Linked DNA regions of Homo sapiens: all the other regions are linked to region 2. A link is an interaction called in ENCODE POLR2A ChIA-PET data of the cell type or tissue named here. Cell type or tissue: GM12878. All regions are shown on one strand. Links, peaks and the distances in the headings refer to the core of each region. The heading gives the core; the rest is flanking DNA.

What was found. Peaks named below come from ENCODE experiments on the same cell type or tissue, not always from the same donor. Only the 100,000 strongest peaks of a DNase experiment are listed, where the experiment ranks them.
Region 1: POLR2A ChIA-PET joins it to region 2 with 5 read pairs; 1 of 35 experiments calls an interaction of 5 or more read pairs at or near these places.
Region 3: POLR2A ChIA-PET joins it to region 2 with 6 read pairs; 11 of 35 experiments call an interaction of 5 or more read pairs at or near these places.

The regions. Positions count from the first base shown.
Region 1 is chr10:70,486,273-70,493,845 of GRCh38, forward strand. The region is part of intron 1 of PALD1 (phosphatase domain containing paladin 1); the gene reads left to right. It also overlaps the pseudogene YY1P1. Among named protein-coding and RNA genes, the nearest start is that of PALD1, 11 kb to the left of the region's middle. RefSeq lists a silencer at 3,951-4,050 and an enhancer at 7,347-7,573. In GM12878, for the core only: no CTCF peak of the experiment used is centred there; a DNase peak (open chromatin) is centred at 7,279; H3K4me3 peaks cover 722 bases; H3K27ac peaks cover 2,146 bases.
Region 2 is chr10:69,051,954-69,061,939 of GRCh38, forward strand. No RefSeq gene overlaps it. Among named protein-coding and RNA genes, the nearest start is that of SRGN, 31 kb to the right of the region's middle. RefSeq lists enhancers at 268-397, 538-647, 4,978-5,157, 5,568-5,767, 9,716-9,835 and 4 more and a silencer at 2,909-2,958. In GM12878, for the core only: a CTCF peak has its summit at 5,441; no DNase peak of the experiment used is centred there; H3K4me3 peaks cover 695 bases; H3K27ac peaks cover 2,175 bases.
Region 3 is chr10:69,006,580-69,011,579 of GRCh38, forward strand. KIFBP (kinesin family binding protein) reads left to right here. Exons shown (of 7, transcript NM_015634.4): 5 at 2,262-2,346; 6 at 4,321-4,436. Among named protein-coding and RNA genes, the nearest start is that of KIFBP, 20 kb to the left of the region's middle. In GM12878, for the core only: a CTCF peak has its summit at 865; no DNase peak of the experiment used is centred there.

The DNA of each region.
Region 1 (7,573 bases), core at 2,574-7,573, 1.4 Mb after region 2:
TGCACCTGCTTCTGCTCCCACTTGTTGTTGCCTGGGTTGGCGCCATCACCACCCACCACATTTCTGCTTTGACGTCTGCCCTGTAGTGACTGAACCCTTCATCCTGGGACCCCTGAGGTTGGTGCCAACCCCTGCACTTCCCAGGGACAGCCCTCTATCAGGGCCCCGGCACCCTGGTTGACAGGGCCTAGAAGACTTCATTAGCCAGTTGGGCACTGTGGCTCACACCTGTAATCCCAGCACTTTGGGAGGCCGGGGCAGGCGGATCACTTGAGGTCAGGAGTTCAAGACCAGCCTGGCCAACATGGTGAAACCCCATCTCTACTAATAATACAAAAATTAGCCAGGTGTGGTGGTGGGTGCCTGTAGTCCCAGCTACTCAGGAGGCTGAGACTGGAGAATAGCTTGAACCCAGGAGGCAGAGGTTGCAATGAGCTGAGGTTGCGCCACTGCACCCCAGCCTGGGCAACAGAGTGAGATTCTGTCTCAAAAAACAAAACAAAACAAAACAAAAAACCTCATCAGCCTGATCTGAGTGGTGGTTTAGCTTTGCCTTGACCATCATCTGCCGGTGTGCTCCCTCCCTTCCTCCCGAGGCAGCCCTGTCTGCTGGAGCACAAGGACTTCTGGAGTCTCCTGCAGGGTTGCCCTGCTGGCTCAGCCCAAGGCCTGGTGGGAATCTGATTTCTGAATGCCCAAAGAGAAGGGCCCTCCCTAGAGACGAGCCCCAGAGTTGCCCTTTGGGGAGCCCTCTGGGGAGGTGTGGAGTAGTCTCTGCTCCAGGGGGCTCTGAGCTGGGCCCTAAGGCATCAGGTAAATAAGCCCTGGGCTGGCATTTGACTGTCCCTCTGAGCCCAATTTTTTTTTTTTTTTTTTTTTGAGACAGAGTCTCGCTCTGTTGCCCAGGCTGGAGTGCAGTGGCATAATCTTGGCTCACTGCAAGCTCCACCTCCCAGGTTCACGTCATTCTCCTGCCTCATCCTCCCGAGTAGCTGGGACTACAGGCGCCCGCCACCATGCCCGGCTAATTTTTTGTGTTTTTAGTAGAGACGGGGTTTCACTGTGTTAGCCAGGATGGTCTCGATCTCCTGACCTTGTGATCCGCCCGTCTTGGCCTCCCAAAGTGCTGGGATTACAGGCGTGAACCACCGCACCTGGCTGTGCCCAATTTTCTCACCTGCAGAATGGGCATGAACATTTCCCCCTGCCTATCTTCAATGTTTTTTTTTTAAACTGAGGTGAAATCCATTTAAATAAAATAAACCATTTTAAAGCCCACAATTTAGAGGCATTTAGTATAGTCACAATGTTGTACAACCACCACTTCTATCACATTCTAAAACATTTTATCACCCTAAAGGAAAACTCCACCTATTAAGCAGTTACTCACCATTCCCTTCTCCACCACAGTACTTTTTTTCTTTAAAAAAAAAAACAAAAAAACAAAAAACAGTTTTGTTGAGATATGTGCACCATAAAATACACCTGCGTGAAGTGTGCACTTTGGTGAATGTCGGTAAAAGTCCTGGGCATGCAGCCAACTCCTAGACAAGTCTGACAACACTTTCCATCACCTAGAAGGGCCCTATGCTCCCTTGTAGCCGGTCACCACTCCCACCTTGGGCCCAGGCCCACTCATCTACTTTCTGTCACTATGATTTTGTTTTTTCTGGATTTTTCACATACGTGGACTCATATAACAGGTAGCTTTTAGTGACTGGCTTCTTTACTCAACATGATGTTTTTTGAGATTCATCTCTGTTATTGGATGATTTAATCAGTTCCATTCCTTTTTTATTGGTGAGTAGTATTCCAATGTGTGGGATATGTTAAAAATAGTTTAAAATTTCTCTCTCTTTTTTTTTTTAAGAAGGGCCTCTTTCCTGTTGCCCAGGCTGCAGTGAAGTGGCTCAGGGTCGACTCACTGCAGCCTTAACTTCTGGCCTCAAATGATCCTCCCACCTCAGCCTTCTGAGTAGTTGGGACTACAGGTGTGCACCACCATGCCCGGCTAATTTTTGTATTTTTAGTAGAGACGGGGTTTTGCCCTGTTGCCCAGGCTGGTCTTGAACTCCTGGACTGAAGTGATCTGCCTGCCTCAGCCTCCTAAAGTGCTGGGATTACAGGCGTAAGCCACCATGCCTGGCCTAAAATAATCTTCACAAAATATTCAAGTAGTAGCTTCATAGAAAGTAAAATGTCAAAGTCCCCTTTCCCCTCCTTCCCCTCTCTCTGGTCCCCGTAGGTAACACTGTCAGCAGTGTGCTGAGTATCCTTTGGTCTTTTTTCTGTACCTCTACATGAATTTGTGTGGTTTTTTATTTTTGGGGTGTAAATGAGCTCAAACTCGGTCCATGGCTGTGGGGCCTGCTTTCATCCGGCCATGTATCATGCAGAGGGACCCCACCACTGCCATGGGAGTTCTGAGCACATGCCCTGAGCTGGGGCTTGGCGAGGCTTTGGGAGAGATGGGAAGAAGTCTTCCTGGAGGTGGTTAATTTAGAGCAGGTTCTGGAGAAGAGTAGCATTGGATCAAAGGGGATCAGTCTGTCCAAAACAGCCTCTGTCGTGACCCGTCCCTGGGGTCTGGGTGGATGTATTCTGCTGCTGGGGGTCTGGGTGGATGTATCCTCCTGCTGCTGGGGGTCTGGGTGGATGTATCCTCCTACTGCTGGGGGTTCTGGGCGGATGTGTCCTTCTGCCGCTTCACCAATGACCCCGACTTGGCTGCCGCTGGTGGGGGCTTCTTCCCGTCTCTCTGAAGTGTCACTGGAAGGAATAGGCCCAGGAGAGGGCAGTTCGTTGGGTTGACAGAAGAGGGACCCTTGGGGAGTTGCCCCTTGCCAAAGTCTCTTTAGGCAGCCTGTAGGGGCCTCCCAATAGCTATCTTGCCCAGCCTACGTGGGTGGAGGATGGGATGCCTGTGGCCTCTGAGGAAGGGGCTGCCTGGGCTCAGATTTTCACCCTCCTGGCCCCACCCCAACCCCAACCAATGAGACTGCAGCCAGTGGGGTCCCAGGTGCTCTGAGTCTTATGTCATGCTGCTTTCCTTGACACTGCCATCGATGTGTAGATGAACCCCATCCCCTGCATCCTAAAGTTGGTTGTTTTCATTGTTTTTAAGTTTTCCCTAACTTAACAGTACAAAGTAGTGCCTTAATTGTAAGACATGGGTTCTGGGAGATAGGAATCCTGTGTGGTGGTTCCAGGGCAGCCACTTGCTTACCCAGGAAGGGGTTGTCTTGTGACTTGGGGTCTCATCCTGGGCTCAGGAATCCTGTAGGGGGAGGGGAGGACCTGGCAGGGAGCTCTGCATAGGTGGGTTTGTGGATGTCTCCCTTTCTGCAGCTCAGTGCTGCTCAAATGTGGGTAATACGTGGACTTCCAATTCACAGCCCTATTGAGATCTAATTCACATGCTGTACAATTCACTCATTTAGTAGCTTTTAGTACATTCAAAGAGCTGTTGTCTCACCACAGTCTAATTTTACAACATTTTCATCAACCTCAAAAGATACCCCAGTACCCATTGGTAGTCACTCCCCACCCCCAGCCCGCTAGCATGCTCTGTATCTCTATAGATTTGCTAATTCTAGACATTTCATATAAATGAAATCATACAACATATGGGTTTTTTGTAGACTCCCTCTCTCTCTCTTTTTTTTCTTGAGATGGAGTCTCGCTCTGTTGCCCAGTCTGGAGTATAGTGGCGTGATCTCGGCTGATGGCAACCTCCGCCTCCCGGGTTCAAGCGATTCTCCTGCCTAAGCTTCCCGAGTAGCTGGGATCACAGGCACCTGCCACCATGCCCAGCTAATTTTTGTATTTTTAGTAGAGATGAGGTTTCACCGTGTTGGCCAGGCTGGTCTTGAACTCCTGACCTCAGGTGATCCATCTGCCTCGGCCTCCCATAATGCTGGGATTACAGGCATGAGCCACCACGCCTGGCCCTCTCTCTCTCTCTCTTTTTTAAAGGTCTCACTCTGTTGCTCAGGCTGGGGTGCAGTGGTGCAATCACGGCTCACTGAAGCCTCAACCTCCTGGGCTCAGGTGATCCTCCCTCCTCAGTCTCCTGAGTAGCTAGGACCACAGGCATGTGCCACCACATCCGGCTAATTTAAAAGTTTTTTTAATAGAGACAAGGTCTTGTGTTGCCCAGGTCTTCAACTCCTGAGCTCAGGACTCCCTTTTGAAAAACAACAACAAACCCCTCACTTGCTGATTGACATTATTCTTACTGTAATATAACTGAAATGTGTATAAGACCAGGCATAAGCACCTTAGACTTAAAGTTTTTACAAAACTATTAAAAAAACAGGAAATAGTAGTAAAACCAGAAAGCCAACTCATTTCCAATGAACAATTACTTTAATTGGAAGGATGTTAACTGCACCTACATTGCCAGCCTTGGGTTGATGGTAGAGAGCTGTGCCCTTGGGCCTCTCCTGTGTTCCCTGCCTCTGTTTCTTGGGCCTGTTGTATAGGGAAGTACTAATAATGTTGGGCTGATGGGACGGGTTGGGGTAATCAGACCTCACATTTAAGCCTAGACTACGTGTGAGCAATCCCTGAATGTCTGTTTTAATGGGGTATTGCCCGATACTCGGAAAGCTGGCTTGTTTGATTGAAGATAAGCATGGAATAGTGGCATTATTGAAATCTGCTTGTAGTGGCTCTTAAACCCACTTCTTTTTTTTTTGGAGACAGAGTCTCGCTCTGTCGCCCAGGCATGGTGCGATCTGGGCTCACTGCAAGCTCCGCCTCCTGGGTTCACACCATTCTTCTGCCTCAGCCTCCTGAGTAGCTGGGACTACAGTCACCTGCCACCACGCCTGGCTAATTTTTTGTATTTTTAGTAGAGACGGGGTTTCACCATGTTAGCCAGGATGGTCTCGATCTCCTGACTTCGTGATCCACTTGCCTCGGCCTCCCAAAGTGCTGGGATTACAGGCGTGAGCCACTGTGCCCAGCCTAAACCCACTTCTTGTAGGAATCAGGAATTTGGCACAGAGATGGGCTTTACTCACTTCACACAGATGCTGTCAACATGCACATGGTCCTGACTGCTAAGAGGCTGGGCCTTTGAACTGGGCACCTCCAGGCTGCCATGGGCTATGGGGTGGCTCTGTTCTCCCTCCCCACCTGCTTTTTTTTTCCTATTTGAATCACAACCTTTCTTTGTGCTGTGTGTGATGATATCATTTGGCCTTCATGGAGAAGGAACTGGATTGTAAACACAGGAGCAAACTTGAGGCTCAAATTGTAGGGCACTGCTTGCTTATGAGATGGTTATTCAGATGACCAGGGGATGCTCTCATTACTTTTTGAAATGACATTAAAATAACCCTTTTAAAGTGTACAGTTCAGTGACAGTACATTTGCAATGTTTTGCAACCATCACCACAAACATTTTCAGTTCCAAAACATTTTCATCACCCCAAAAGGAAAACTCCATCCATCCATTAAGTAATCCCTCCCAGTTTCCCCTCCCCCAGCCTTGGCAACCATGGATCTGCATTCTGTCTCTGGATTTACCTATTTTGGATAGTTCATGTAAGGGGAATCATGTAATATGTGACCTTCTGTGTCTGGCTTTTTTCACTTAGCATAGTGTTCAGGGCTCATCTGTGTTGTAGCAAATATCAGTACTCCATTCCCTTTTATGGCTGAGTAACTTTCCATTGTATGGATAGGCCGCACTTTGTTTATTCGTTTATTATTTGATGGGCATTTGGGTTGTTTCTACCTTTTGGCTATTGTGAATAGCTGTTTGGCTGCTATGAATGTTCATGTGCAAGTATTTGTTTGGATACTTGTTTTTTATTCTCTTGGGTATATACTTAGCAGTGGGATTGCTTGGTCATATGGTAAGTCTTTGTTTAACTTTTTGAGTTTGATGTTCTGGAATTAGACAGCGGTGATGGTTGCACAACTTTGTGAATATACTAAAAATCATTAAGTCATATACAGACGGTCCCTGACTTATGGTGGTTCCACTTATGCTTTTTCAACTTTACAATGGGTTTATCTGCGTATAACTCCGTGGTAAGTCAAGGACCTCTTTACATCCTGCGATTTGTATCACTCTACCATTGTAAAGTTGAAAAAGTGTAAGTGGAACCATCGTTAAGTCAGGGGCTATCTGCTGTGTTACCAGAATTAAATGCATTTTTGACTTTTTTTTTTTTTTTTTTTTTTTTTTGAGACAGAGTCTTGCTCTGTCACCCAGGCTGGAGTGCAGTGGCGCAATCTTGGCTCACTGCAGTCTCTGCCTCCTGGGTTCAGACAATTCTCCTGCCTCAGCTTCCTGAGTAGCTGGGATTACAGGTACCTGCCACCACGCCTGGCTAATTTTTGTGTATTTAGTAGAGATGGGGTTTCACCATGTTGGCCAGGCTGGTGTAGAACTCCTGACCTCAGGTGATCCACCTGCCTTGGCCTCCCAAACTGCTGGGATTACAGGTGTGAGCCACCACCTGGCCTTGACTTATGATATGTATAATTTATGATGGGTTTGTCAGAATGTAACCCCATGATTACATCAAGGAGCATCTGTACTTTAAAGGGTGAATTTTATGGTATGTGAATTATATCTCAATTTTAAAATTTCACAGATCCCTAAGCAGGTATTCATGGAGTCTGGACTGAGTCATGTTCTCAGTTTTGGCAACCCAGGGTCCTGCATCACCTCTTGGGAATCCTGGGATCTCCCTTGGTGGGTGAGGACACTGTGTCTCACTCCATAGTCCCATTTTTGTGGGTAATCGGTGCGAGCTACAGGAAACAAATGGGCTCACTGGCTGCCTGCCCCCCTACCTTGGCTCATTCCGGCCCTTTCCAGCTGCCGCTGCTGCTTCCTTTTTTTGAATCAGGGCCTTGCTGTGTTGCCCAGGTTGGAGTGCAGTGGCATGATTGCAGTTCACTGCAACCTTGAACTCCTGGGCTCAAGTGATCTTCCCGCCACAGCCTCTCAAAATGTTGGAATTACAGGCATAAGTCACCACTCATAGCCTGTTTCTGGCACATAAACAAGAGGTGCTTACTGTAGAACTGTTCCTTAGTTTCTCCACCCGTGAAGGAGGTCTGTGAGCAGCCCAGCCATGGCCACAGCCTGGGCTCTGCGGACAGTGATGTCTGCAGTGGGTCAGACATGCCACATTGACTTCCTTTCCAGATCCTCTTTTCCTCTGTCTGTCTTTTGTGTCGCTTTCCACAATGGCCTGTGTGAGCCTCAGGACCAGTTCCTCTTTTGGGATGCTGCTTCCTTCTAAGATTGCAGCTGAGGGTGGCGTTGGCCCCCTTGTCTGTCTGTTCAGTCCTCACTGCACACCCACTTCCCCCAAGTCTGGCCCGTTTCAGTTGGTGGCAACCCCATGCTTCTAGGTGTTCAGGCCAAACACTGCAAAGCTGTCCGTGGTTTCTCTCTTTCTCTTACACTTCAGAAAAGATGTGCCAGGAGGTTCACTGGCCTCACCTTCAGCATGGATGCACGGCGAGCCATGTCCTCACCTGTCCTCTGCTGCTAGCCCCGCCTCCAGCATCACCTGCACTGTTGGAGTAGCCACCTGATGTT
Region 2 (9,986 bases), core at 4,987-9,986:
GAGGCATGGAGAGGAACAGGCCGGTAGAGGTGGTAGGCTATTTTCGATAGGAAAGAATGGCAGGGAAGACCACTGTCACCTGTGAGGTGACATTGAGTTGCAGAAGTAGTGATTTAGTGAGGAGAAAAAGCACCAAGCCCCTGAGGCAGGAATATGATTGGTAAGTTCAAAGCACACGGAAGGGGACAGATGATGTGTCTCACCCACCATGACCTGGGCTGGGAGCTGGGTATCAGGCCTCTTGGCCCAGAGCTGCTGGTCTGGAGTGGGGAAGGTGGTGGGGAGGAGATTTCTCCCGCTTCTGGTCAAGGGTTTCACTTCCTTCAGCCTTGCTTCCCCCATTGTTCAGCTGGGGTGGAGGCTGGTTACCCCTGGCTCTGGCTGGAGCAGTCCAGTGCCATTGTCATTGTCTTTTCCATACAATAAGAACAGAATTCCGTCCTTTCTTTGCTGCTGGCTTTAAACCTCCAGGTCCTAAAGCCCCTTCTCTCACTTCTTTGTTAATCTCAGGGTGTGCCTGAGGCTTTTCACTCTGCCTCCGCTTTCACCACTGCCTGGTGGCTGGTGCGTGGGCTTCTTACCTGGCTCCCTCCTTCACCTCCTGCGAGTCTTCCTTCTTGGATGAGCGCCCCGACCACCTTACTGAAGGAACATGCACTCCTCTCCCAGCTGCCTTTGTACCTTGCTCCTTTCCCCCACGGCATGCTGTAGAATTTCCTTAGGCATTATGTGTTGTTCTGGGTCTCTGTCACCCTCACTGCTATCTACTAGATTGTAAGCTCCACGAGGGCAAAGATGGGTACTTTTTGTTCATGGATATAGCCCAAGCACCTAGAGCAATGCCTGCCACACAGTAGGTACTCAAAAAGTATTTGCGGACTGAAATGAATAAACAAGTGAATGGGTTGTAGGGTAGAATCCTAAATGGCTGAACTGGAAGACTCGCACAGGAATTCCCCTGTGCTGCCCCTACGAGGGAACTGAGATGCAGAGAACAGAAAGGAATTCTTTAGAGAATCGGATGGGAGGCTGGACACAGAGCTTGCCCTCAGGAAATTTACACGAATTGGGGGTGGGGTGGGCAGTGCCACCTCCTTGCACAACTCCAGGGGGTGTCATTTTCATTGAACACAGTATAGGTGGTGCTCCTGGAGTGGTGCCTGGCCTGGGGGTGAGGTAGTTGAGGAGAGACTGTGGCCGGACCATGGTGTGGGGCTCAGAAGAGAGAGTGCAGGTGTGACAGCTCAAAGGGCCCAACCCAAGAAAGAACATCACCAGCCCAGGGCCAGGAAGGGTGTGGTGGAGGATGGGCACCACGGTCAACACACAGAGATCCAACACACACACTCCCAACACCATCTCTGGTGTTTTCTATGCCCAGCACAAGGCCTGGCCAACCCAGTAGGTGAAGTCGCCCAAGGTGCCCAGTAGGTGAAGTCTTTTATTCTTGTTGTTGTTTTGAGACAGGGTCTTGCTCTACCGCCCAGGGTGGAGTGTAGCAATGCTGTTTGCATTGGGCTGACTGAAGCCTCAATAGGGCTCACTGAATCCTCGATCTCCCAGGCTCAAGTGATCCTCCCACCTCAGCCTCCAGAATTTCTGGAACAACAGCTGCAGGCCACTACGCCTAGCTAATTTAAAAAATTTTTTTTTATAGAGACGAGATTTCACCATCTTGCCCAGGCTGGTCTTGAACTCCTGGACTCAAGCAATTCTCCCACCTCAGCCTCCCAAAGTGCTGGGATAACAGGCATGAGCCACCGTGCTGGGCCTAGGAGGTGAAGTCTTGATGAGGGGCTGTGATGGTCTGGCTTGGGAGCAGAGCTGAGGTTTGCTCTAGCACCTGGCCCTCTTGTCCAGTGGGGCTCACTCCTCTTGACTCTGTTCCCCTTGCTGCTGGCTCTTCACTTTGCTGCCTGATAGAATCTAAAATCCCCTGGGGAATTTTAGAAAACATGGGATGCGAGGGGAGTCAGGGGGCACATCCTCGGGGATTTCCATTCAGGTGGTGAGGAGCGGGACTGGACATCCCCTCACCACGTGATACTTGTGTTAGCCAGGCTTGAGAACCCCTGCTCTAGAAGCTGTCCCGGTGACATGGAAGGACCCGGGTAAAAGATTCATAACCCTGTAGTGTTATCCACACAACTGGTGGGTTCGGCCACTTGGTGGGTATCAGTTCAATGACCGCCACCAGAGAGGATGTAGCAAGGGGATTTTATGACTTGTAACAAGTCCCAAAGCAGTGTCCCCCTGAGCCGGGGACTGGGTCACGTTTTATAAGCATAGGGTAGTGATCCGACTGGATCCTGCCATGCAGTGCCTGCTTCTTCTTTTTTTTTTTTTTTTGAGATGGAGTCTCACTGTGTCACCCAGGTTGGAGTGCAGTGGCGCAATCTCAGCTCACTGCAACCTCCACCCACCAAGCTCAAGCAATTCTTTTTTTTTTTTTTTTTTTTGAGATGGAGTCTGGCTCCGTTGCCCAGTCTGGAGTGCAGTGGCGCAATCGCGGCTCACTGCAAGCTTCGCCTCCTGGGTTCACATCATTCTCCTGCCTCAGCCTCCTGAGTAGCTGGGACTACAGGTGCCCGCCACCACGCCCGGCTAACTTTTTATACTTTTAGTAGAGATGGGGTTTCACTGTGTTAGTCAGAATGGTCTCGATCTCCTGACTTCATGATTCCCCCGCCTCGGCCTTCCAGAGTGCTGGGATTACAGGCGTGAGCCACCAAGCCCAGCCTCAAGCGATTCTTGTGCTTCAGCTAGCTGGGATTACAGACAAGCACCACCACACCTGGCTACTTTTTGTATTTTTAGTAGAGACAGGGTTTTGCCATGTGAGCCAAGCTGGTCTCGAACTCCTGGCCTCCTGTGATCCACCCACCTCAGCCTCCCGAAGTGCTGGGATTACAGGCATGAGCCACCACGCCTGGCCCAGTGTCTGATTCTTCATTCAGCCCCCACTTGGGTTCCCCTGTGGTTGCAGGCTTGGTTCATCTGCGCATGCTCAGGTTTTGTGACCCGAGGGTCTGAGGCAACTGGGAAACAACTCACATCTTTGTTACATAAAAGCTCATTCTCAGTAAACTATCGCAAGAACAAAAAACCAAACACCGTATATTCTCACTCATAGGTGGGAATTGAACAATGAGATCACATGGACACAGGAAGGGGAATATCACACTCTGGGGACTGTGGTGGGGTGGGGGGAGGGGGGAGGGATAGCATTGGGAGATATACCTAATGCTAGATGACGAGTTAGTGGGTGCAGCGCACCAGCATGGCACATGTATACATATGTAACTAACCTGCACATTGTGCACATGTACCCTAAAACTTAAAGTATAAAAAAAAAAAAAAAAAAAAAAGCTGAACCAGATTGGTCTGATGCAGTTACAGTGGCTCCGCAGAGAGCATTCAAAAGAATTGATGAACTTGAATGGGAATAAATGACACCTTAATTTTCATGAACCTCCAACTGAAATTGAGTGTTTTCTTCCGTTATGAATGTAAATGTCAAACCACAGCAGTGTCAACAGTACCTGTGACTTTGTCACCCTAGAAATCAGATCTTCTCATATCATTTTATGGTTGTTGTGGGTATCTTGAAATATGATTTAAGCTCATCTGCACTTAAAAAGTAAGATGATTATTAGATTCCTCCTAGATTTTGTTATTTAATGCATTAATGAAGATGCACATATATCACCATATCACAAATTTTACAATATTTTTGGCTACTGGCATTCAACATAATTGTTTCAATAGAAATCCTATGTATCTTAGATTTTTTTCTTTTCTTTTTTTTTTGAGACGGAGTCTCGCTCTGTCGCCCAGGCTGGAGTGCAGTGGCATGATTTTGGCTCACTGCAACCTCTGCCTCCTGGGTTCATGCCATTCTCCTGCTTCAGCTTCCCAAGTAGCTGAGACTACAGTTGCCCGCCACCACACCTGGCTAATTTTTTGTATTTTTAGTAGAGATGGGGTTTCACCGTGTTAGCCAGGATGGTCTCAATCTCCTGACCTCGTGATCCACCCACCTCGGCCTCTCAAAGTGCTGGGATTACAGGCGTGAGCCACTGCACCCGGCTATGTTAGATGTATTTTAAGACAGCATTCTGAGAAGGGGGTCTGTAGGCTGGCCAGATGGCCAAAAGGGCCCCTGATCAAAGCAAAGATCTTCGGAAGGTAAAGAACATTCAGAGGAGGCTCCTTGTCCCCAGAGAAGGCAGAGTGGTATGTAGTGGACACAGTAACTCCCTCTCTCTTCCTGTGTGGCCTGCAGGCAAAGGTCACACCGCTCACGGTCAGGGCTGTCTCACTTCCGTTTGGGGTGAGAGCACCCCCTCACTTACTCGTTTCTCATTTTTTGGCAGAAGTGCCCCTTGGCCTCCCATGGCAGCCCTGGGGGAGGGCAATAGGGCTTTTTTCCAGCCTTGTTAACCCAAGGGGGAGGGGGCAACCCAAACAGTGAGGGAATGAGAAGAGCTTGGACTGGAGGAGAGCAGTTGTTCCTTGAGCCTCGACAGGTAGATGCTGACCGCCAGCTCCTTGCTGCCCCTCACAATTCCTTCCTGCCCTGATTGCTAGTGTTCCCGCCAGAGGAGGGACCTGGGAGACCCACTGATGCCTGCTGGCGCTCCTTTAGAGCCCTTCTGCAGCTCGGCAGACGCTTGGCCCCTGTGATCCAAGCCTGCCCCAGGCACAGTCCCCCACCCTCAGGGAGCTCACAGTCTGGCCAGGGGATCTGAGCCAAGAACTCAGAGTAGGAAGAGGTTTGCAGCTGGGGCCTGGTACAGGTGTGTAGAGCAAACCAGAAACAAATGGGTTAACTTCAGATGATGTTTCTACTCTCTCACACCCACCCTGGGTTGTCTGGTGCGTGGCTGAGCTGAGTCTTAAAGGCTAGATAGAGTCTTAGCTGCCCAACTCACAGCAGTACCCTTTGGATCCACCTGCCCCTGTGGGTGGGCACACATGCTGTGTGGGGCGTGCACAACAGTGACCAGTTGGCGAGAGGTGGTGGTGTCACCACAGGGGAACTTGACCTCCTGGCCCAGCAGCCTAAAACAGAGGTTGATTAAAGCAAAAAGAATCATAGTTGTGGATGGCTGGAGACCTGGGTGTCTGAGGAGATGTCTGAGGTGCGAGTGAGAGGTGCCTGAAGTAAACGACAGACCCAGGAAGTGTCTGCCGTGCTGCTCGGAGCCACGGAACAGGGCCCTTAGACTGGATCTTTTTTCCCTTGGAGTCCGGGAACTCTTTCAGCCCTCTGGCGAAAGCTGCAGAACCATCTCCTCAGGAAAATACACATGTATCATCCAAATTCTGTACCCCATTGTAGAGGTTCTCTTCCCCATGTTTGGAGGAGGAAGAGGCAAAGTTAGAGAGGTGGATGAATTTCCCACGATCGACGGCTCGGCAGCAGGGGGGCAGCAGAGCCAGGACCTCAGGTCCCTGGCAGGTTTAGTGTGCCACGCTTTCCCTTCCCCTTATTGTCTCCCTGGAGAGGAGGAAGTGGGCTGGGGCCGGCGGGAGCCCACATGCACTTCCAGTTCCACACCATGCTGGGGGAAACTAACTGGTAGATAAATAAACACGGGACAGCGCAGGTACAAAAGGCGGCAGAGGCCTTGGGTCCACCCCAGTTCTCACCCTCTCCCTGACTTCTTGATTCCAGTGCAAAAGATCAGCAGCTCTTCTCCCTGAGGCCTAACCTGTGACTTCCTCCTCCTGGGGAAGGTAGAAAGACTTGTCTTCTGGCCTGTTCTCTAAGACCTCCCTTTTCAAGCAATGGAAGCATTCAGAACTTTAACAAGAACCAACCACAGTGACCCCACAGTGTCTGTCCTCGCTGAAATCTGAAAGCAAAGTGGTCAGAGTCGTTTGTGCCCAGGCTTCCTGGAAGTGGTGTCTTCTCAGCACGAGTCGAGCAGCCCAGGACAGACTCTTCTCCCTGACTCCTCTTGGCTTTAGAGGAGAGACTGCTGGTGACAAAAGGAACCTACTGGAAATAAGTGGAGGATCACCCACAGTCTCCCAGCTGCCTCCACCTACAGATAAGGAGGAAAGGGTGGGGAATGTGCTTCTAGTGAGCTGAATCCCAGCCTGGACTCAGGGCTGATCCCCATCCCCAAAGGGCTCAGAAGTGATTCAGGCTGCAGGCATCCCAAGTTGAGGTTCAAGAGAGTTATGCCCAGGAGCCCTGGATTTTCTGAGTTGGTATTCATTTCATATATGTGGTTACCCTTTTGTTGTTGGGTCTCGGTTACTGATTTGAAAAAATTTGTCATTATTAAGGGTCTAGGGCACAGTCCTGGGGTGCCTGGTATGGGCAGGAGTTAGTGGTTTCCTTGCGAGTATATGGCTTTGAGAGTTCTGTCCCCAGCCTTCCCTGTTGCGGCTACACTGGTTTCTGTTAATATCACTTCACTGTGGACTTCACTATCATTCTTCTCTGTTTTCTGTTTTCCTTCTTGCCCAACTTTAGCAACCACCAAAGGGATGCCAACTCCTCGTACCTGCCTCCAATTTTTATTTCATGGTCAAATTTTACTAATTTGGAGCAAACACACGGACCAAATAGTGAAGAGTTTGTTCTTTTAAGTTTTCTTAAGTCATTAAGAGATACTCCCCAGCCAGGCATGGTGGCTCATACCTGTAATCCTAACACTTTGGGAGGCTGAGGCAGGAGGATCGCTTGAGCCCAGGAGTTTGAGACCAGCCTGGGCAACATGTCAAAAACCCATCTCTAAAAAAAAAAAAAAGAAATTAGCTGGGTGTGGTGGTGCATACCCGTAGTCTCAGCTATTTGGGAGGCTGAGGTGGGAGGATCACTTGAGTCCTGGGGCTGTGATCATGCCCCTGCACTCCAGCCTGGGGAACAGAATGAGACCCTGTCTCAAAAAAATAAAAAAAAAATAATAAATAAAATAAAGAAACTCCACCTTGGCCGGGCGCACTGGCTCACACCTGTAATCCCAGCACTTTGGGAGGCTGAGGCAGGCGGATCACCTGAGGTCAGGAGTTCAAGACCAGCCTGGCCAACATGGCGAAACGCCATCTCTACTAAAACATACAAAAATTAGCTGGGCACGGTGGTAGAACCTGTAATCCCAGCTACTCAGGAGGCTGAGGCAGGAGAATCACTTGAAGCTGGGAGGCAGAGATTACAGTGAGCTGAGATCGTGCCACTGCACTCCAGCCTGGGTGACAGAGCGAGACATCTCAAAAAAAAAAAAAAAAAAAGCCCCATTTTGATCTTTGCACAATTCATTTGCCCTATCTGAGGAGTATGCTAACTAAAGGTAAATTTCAGCTGCATCCCTGCCAAGAGGAGCAAGAATTTCCTGAGTCTTGGGTTATATCGGGGGACTCCTTTTCCACATAATTCTCCTGGTTTATAAGTGCCTCTGAAATAAAAAATAAAGATGAAGTGGGAGCTGCCACCACCTATTTTCATTTTATTATTACTATTATTATTATTATTATGTTTGAGACAAGGTCTCACTCTGTCACCCATGTTGGAGTACAATGGCATGACCATAGCTCACTGCAGCCTGGAACTCCTAGGCTCAAGTGATCCTCCCACCCTGGCCTTCCAAAGTGTTGGCATTACAGGTGTGAGCCACTGCGCCCAGCCCCATGGCCTCTTTTTTTTTTTTTTTTTATGTGAGACAGAGTCTCTTGTTGCCCAGGCTGAAGTGCAATGGCGCAATCTTGGCTCACTGCAACCTCTGCCTCCTGGTTTCAAGCAATTCTCCCGCCTCAGCCTCCCAAGTAGCTGAGACTACAGGCACCTGTCACTACGCGCGGCTAATTTTTTTGTATTTTAGTAGAGATAGGGTTTCACCATGTTGGTCAAACTGGTCTTGAACTCCTGACCTCAGGTGGTCCGCCCACCTCAGCCTCCCAAAGTGCTGGGATTACAGGCGTGAGCCACCGCGCCCAGTCCCATGGCCTTTTTTTAATACCCAAGAAAGCTCAGGGATAATAACACACCATGCCTCTTGAAATTGCCACAGAAAGAAAATGGAAAGCCACTTTTAAAAATAAAAAGGCTCAGGCCGGGCACGGTGGCTCACGCCTGTAATCCCAGCATTTTGGGAGTCCGAGGCGGGCAGATCACGAGGTCAGGAGATTGAGACCATCTTGGCTAACACGGTGAAACCCCGTCTCTACAAAAAAATACAAAAAATTAGCCGGGTGTGGTGGCACGCACCTGTAGTCCCAGCTGCTGAGGAGGCTGAGGCAGGAGAATCGCTTGAACCCGAGAGGTGGAGGTTGCAGTTAGCCAAGGTCGCGCCATTGTACTCCACCCTGGGCAACAAAGAGCAAGACTCCATCTCAAAATAAATAAATAAATAAATAAATAAATAAATAAATAAATAATAAAAAGGCTCAAGCCTGTAATTGCAACATTTTGGGAGGCTGAGGTGGGCAAACTGCTTGATCCAGGAGTTCGAGACCAGTCTGGGCAACATTGTGAGACCCTGTCTCTAGAAAAAATTAAATTAAAATATTAGCCAGGTGTATTGCTGGCATGTGTCTGCAGTCCCAGCTTCTTAAGAGGCTGAGGTGGGAGGCTCACTTGAGCTCAGGAGGTCCAGGCTGCAATGAAGTGCGATTGCACCACTGCACTCCAGCCTGGGCAACACAGCAAGATCCTGCCTCAAAAAAAAAAAAGAAAGGAAAATGAAAAAGAAAAGGCTGTGTGGGTTGGCATGCACTTGAAATCCCAGCTAATTGGGAGGATGAGGCAGGAAGACAGTTTGAGCCCAGGAGTAAAACCAGCCTGGGCAACATCATGAGACCCTGTCTCAAATAAAATAAAACAAAATGAAAAAAAAAAAAACAAGACACATTTTAAATCTTCAATAATCTTTAAAAATATGACTTTTAAGATTCTTGGTTAATGCAATAGAAAATTCAGTGATCCCCACCTTTTCTTTCTTTTTTTTTTTTTTTTGAGAATGGGGTCTCACTATATTGCCCAGGCAGGTTTTGAACTCCTGGGCTCAAGCTATCCTCCAGCCCTCTTTTTAATACAAATAAGCAACTCATCCTTAATAATAGTTTGCTTGAAGACAAGGCATCTTTTTTTTTTTTTTTGAGATGGAGTCTTGCTCTGTTGCCCAGGCTGGAGTGCAGTGGCATGATCTCAGCTCACTGCAGCCTCTGCCTCCCAGGTTCAAGCAATTCTTCTACCTCAGCCTCCTTAGTAGCTGGGATTACAGGTGCCCGCCACAACGCCTGGCTAAGTTTTGTATTTTTAATAGAGATGGCGTTTCACCATGTTGACCAGGCTGGTTTCAAACTCCTGACCTCAGGTGATCCGCTCTCCTCAGCCTCCCAAAGTGCTGGGATTACAGGCATGAGCCACTGCGCACAGTCTACAAGGCATCTTTCAAAAGCAAACATGTTATTCCTCACACACCTTCTGAAGATTAAACATGGGATGGACACTACTGATGTGTGGTGGGCTTTGTATGGCTCACTAAGTGGGAGGAATTTTTTTAATATCCTATGTCATAACTCTCAAAGAATGTGTTAAAGCCAACCCAGGAAATTTCTTAGGAACAGAGGTCAACTTGACGGTTGCAGTATTTCTCGGACTTGCGGCTGATGACAAGGCACAGCAGCCTGGGAATTACACAATCTCCGCTCTTACGCATTTCTTAATCATTCACTGGATACAGTTGCATGAATACTTTCTGTTCCTGTTCGAGTTTAGTAAAAATAGCAAAATAGAAGCGTCTATGGGGTTAGGAGAGGAAAAACACTCTAGCAGCAAATTCTGTTCCATTCGACCCAACGTACACGATAGTGATCAGAGGACGTCTCTGGAGAGCGTGTTTTCCTTTTGACCTTGTGTACTTCCTGTACTTCGCTGCCTCTGTGAGCGTGCTGCTCAGGCAGGGCTCTGGGTCCTCAGCAGCACCGAGGCAGCAGAAACACCAGGTATCCGGTGCCCACCACACCAGCAA
Region 3 (5,000 bases), core at 1-5,000, 50 kb before region 2:
TGCTAAAATAATTTTACACCACCTTTTCTAACCAGATTTTCCTATTAATCCTTAATAAGACATCTCAGCAATATAAATTACTTTTATTTATATTTCGAATTCGCAAGCCTCTCTGAAATTTTGGTAGTTCTCTGCTTATCAGAGTTCCTTCTTTCATCTCTCTGGTAACCCGCTGCCTTATCCTTGGGCCTTTATCCTTTTTGAGCATTTCGTTAGCGTTGGTTCTGTAAATGCGCCCGATGATTAAAGTATTGTCCCACAGAATTTCATTCAGAAAAGCTATTAGCAGGAGAGAAAGGGCTGTGGTGACTGCAGCATCGCTTCTAGGACTTTGGTCTAAGATCAAGTGTGTAAGTAACGCTACTGCATATATCAGAGCATTCAGTTAACTAATTCTCATGAATCCATTTCATTGTCCTCATCCAAAGTGTTATCCAGTGCCTCCGCTTGTGACATCTTTTTTACAGCTGTTGGAGGCCCCTTATTCATTCTGTTTAGCAACTTTAAAATTACATATTCACTGTGACTTTAATTTATACTTAAAACTCCATGGAAATTGGCAGTACTAAGATATCTAGATATTAAAGTGTGATTAAAATTTAAAGTTGTTAAGCATTACTTATGTGGAGCATGCAGTAATTTTCATGAGACCTCCCACACCCTGCACTTTTATTTTTTTACCAAAATCTTTTTTAAGTTTTTGTTAAAACCAACTAAGTCGTATTGCAAAAAGAGGGATTTGAACCATGTTTTTAAAAATGCAATTGTCATTTATATCATTGTCATCTTCATCTGATTCCAGTGATGAGGTTTTGCTACTTGGTGAATCCCTACCTGGCAGCTGCTAAAGTCCCACATTTACCAGCCACCTAGAGGGCATAAGACACTCACTGTTCTAGCAGTGGTTGCTCACAGGGAGCCAATCTGGACAAAGCTGAAATGACGATAAATGTTAAGGGATTGGATTATAGAGAGATAATTAAAGTTTCATTATATAAACTCTAACTTTCTTTTGGCTTTTAAGATTTAACACATTTTTATCTATAGATGTTGCTGGGCTAATACTACACGTGTCCAGCTATTCTCAAGATGGCTTCTGAATTTGCCATAATGGAAAGATACATTTAATGCTGCAATTTTAAAGTTATAGCCAACCATTTAAAGCCTTTCAGGTATTACTAATATTAAGTAGACATTCTATTTAATGAGGGTGGCTTCCAACTAAAAGTTGGACTTTAACTTTGAACTTCTGCTGGGTGGTCCTTTGACTTACATGACAAATACAAAATGTTTCTATTAACAAGGAGATCTTCTCTAATTGTTTGAGAAGTTTGCCATGCCCGGAATTGAATTATGAAGTCTTCAAGAGTGTTGGTAAAGCAGTTCCATAAGGTTCATCTGTAGAAGTCTGTTGACTTTAAAACTTGGTGGGAAGCCTTATTGTATGTAAAGTTTAAAGATTTTAGAACACAGGAATATCTTCTTACCTGAGTTTATCCTATTTGCCTTTGTATAGTAGGATGTAAAGGGGCTCTCTAAACCTAATAAAAATTAAATCCTCAGGCTGGGCAAGGTGGCTTACATCTATAACCCCAGCACCCTGGGAGGCCAAGGTGGGAGCATTGCTTCAGGCCAGGAGTTGGAGACCTGTTTAGGCAACATAGAGAAACCCCAGAATTAGTCAGGCTTGGAGGCTAAAGGTGGGAGGATCCCTTAAGACCAGGAGGTTGAGGCTGCAGTGAACTATGATTGTGCCACTGCACTCCAGCCTTGGGCCAGAGTGAGACCCCTGTCTCGTAAAAAAAAAAAAAAATATATATATATATATATATATATATATTCAGTCTTCTGACACAATGTAAATAGTCTAAGAATTTATTGTGCATGGGATTTTGGCTACTTAGACTGAACCTAAAGGAGTTTTTGAGACAGTTTAAGTCTAGGATGACAGCCATTCCTGTATATCTATTGATTGTATAAGGAGAGCTAACTTTCAGTTGGCAGTTGTCTTTCAATCCGAGTGGATTATTATTAAGAGTTTGGGGGCATTAATATTTTAACCTTTGAGGTTACATTTTAACCAGATAATATGATAATATATCTTTTGTACCTTCTGAATGATCTGCAACTCTACAGGGCCTCCTTTGTAGTATTTTTATCTGATTTTATACCTTTTCCCATATTAAAAGAAATTATGCAAGTATCAGTTGCAAATAAAGCTGTGTGATAGTTGCATTCACTGTTGTTTATTTCCCCAATAGCTATGCTTTATGGAGGCCAGGCACTGTTTATCAGCTGCTAATGTCATTTTTGGTCAAACTGGAAAGATCTCAGCCACAGAAGACAGTAAGTTTACCTTTGCATGTTTTACATAGCTTTTAAAAAAAGTTTTATTTTGAAATTATTTTAAACTTTTGAAAAGTTGCAAGAACAGAAGAGCTATCATATGCCCTTCTAAATGCACCAATTTTTAGTATTTTCCTCGCTTGGAATCAAATTTTATTTTTCTCTCTGAACCATTGGAGAGAAGGTTACATACATTAGGCTCTTTTACCCTTTCATACTTTAGTATATATTTCCTAAGAAGAATATTTTCTTACATAATCATAGATCATTTATCAAATTCAAGAAATGTAACATTGGCCAGGCATGGTGGCCCACGCCTGTAATGCTAGATTTTGGGAGGCCAAGATGGGAGGGGCCAGGAGTTCAAGACAAGCCTGATCAACATAGTGAGACCCCATCTCTATGTTTTTAAAGAAATTAAAAAAAAAAAAGTAACATTGATACAATTCTTTTATCTACACTGCATATTTCTATTTCATCAGTTGTTGCCATAATATTCCTTCTAGCATTTGTTTGCCAGTACTGGATTATACAGTTCAAGATTGCATAATGCATTCAGTTGTCACATCTCTTCAGGCATTTTTCGTCTGGAATTGTTCCTCAGCCTTTCTTTCCCTTTCATCACTTAATATTAAGAATATAGGCCAGTTATTTCATAGAATTACTGCCAGCTGGGGTTTGTGTGATGTTTCCTTATGCCATGATTCAGATGATATATTTTTGGTTGGAATACTACATGCATAAGCGATGTTGCCAAATACCCATCTTTTTAAGTATAGTGTTTCCTTTAGTCTTAGAAAATCACAGTTAACATGTGTCTTTGAGTCATTTAACAGGTTTTTTAATAAGTTCATCATTTTCTTTAAAAATAGTTTATTTTTAAAAATAGTTTGATTCTATTGCTCACTGTTGAACAGTTTCCAACCTTCTTACGATGTTTTAGATTTTGAAACATCATGTCTTCCTTACAAATGGACATTCTAATTGTGGATCTGAAAAATGCAGAGACTCTTAAGAGCTAAAGGAATGTACATTATCAAAGTAAATAGTTGCTTTCTCCCCTAATATATTAACTACATTAATTATAGATTAGTTGAAGTCTAAGAGGCACTTGTCTCAAAAAATGAATAAAAACTAAATTGCTGAGATATTATTTAATAATTCACTTTATTTAAAGTAATATCGTGAGATATTATTTTGTTTTTACTCTTCATAATAGCTGAAAAAATGACAGTGACCAGTGTTTTCAAAATGTTCTTATTGAGCATTCTCATATATTGTTGGTTGGCATATTTGTTGAAAATAATTTGGCTGTATGTTGTGAATTATTTAAAATTGTGTAAACTCTTTTACTCAGTAAATTCCACTTCTAGGAATCTGCCCTAAGGAAGAAATCCAAAATCCAGACAGATTTTTGCACAATTATACTCATGTTTCAAGTTTAAAAAAAATGTGTGTATGTGTATAAACTTTACAAAGCTTTGTGTTGACAGCTGACTTTGTAGATTACAGCAAGAAAGCTGCTCTGCTATGTATGACACTCTGACCCAGAAGCAGGTCATCTGAATAGTTTAGCACCAGGTTCTCCACAACCATCTGTTGTGTGACATAGACGTTTTTGTGATAGTAAAGAATTGGAAACAACAAATTCCAGGTTAGAATTAGAAGAATGGTTAAATAATAGAATATCTATTTAATTGTATATAATGGTGTACTTAAAAATGAAGCTAAGAGTTGATAATGATATGAGTAAAGTGTTTGTGGTGCGAGAAAGAAATATGCAAAAATAATAGTGAGTGCTTCTGGGTAGTAGGATTTGGGGGGGGATCTTTCTTCCCTTTTCCCCAAGCCCCCTGCTTCAGTAAAGATCTGTTACTTTTATAGTCAGGAAAAAGTGATATTAAAAAAATTACAGTACCCAATGAAAATTACAGTTGTGACCATTAACTTAAACAAATCACATGTATATTTTAGCTCCTGAAGCTGAAGGAGAAGTGCCAGAGCTTTATCATCAAAGAAAGGGGGAAATAGCAAGGTGCTGGATCAAATACTGTTTGACTCTCATGCAGAATGCCCAACTCTCCATGCAGGTAATGCAGTCAGAAGCTGCCTTTTTCTTTCTTAAATGAGGAAATTGTAAGTAAAAACTCATAGTGGGGATTGTGCTCATTGGGGTCACATTGTGTTTAATATGAAAGGTGTGTAGAATGTTTTCGTAAATATTTCTTTCTTGGTTTTAAATCGTATTCTTCGAATTGCTTGAATCCGGGAGGCAGAGGCTGCGTGAGCCGAGATTGGACCACTGCACTCCAGCCTGGGCAACAGAGCGAGACTCCATCTCTAAATAAATAAATAAATAAAATAAATCTTACTCATCATTCAAGGCCTATCTTAAATACTACCTCTTCCTTGAAGACTTTTCTTTGGTTAGAATATAAGCTTCTTGAGAGCTGGGAACGATATCATATTCTTTTTTTTTTTTTTTTTAGACAGGCTCTCGCTCTGTTTCCCAGGCTGGAGTGTGGTGGCGTGATCATGGGTCACTGCAACCTTGGTCTCCCCGGCTCATGCAGTCCTCCCACCTCATCCTTGGAGTACAGGCGTGTGCCACCATATCCAGTTAATTTTTAAATTATTTTGTAGAGACTGGCTCT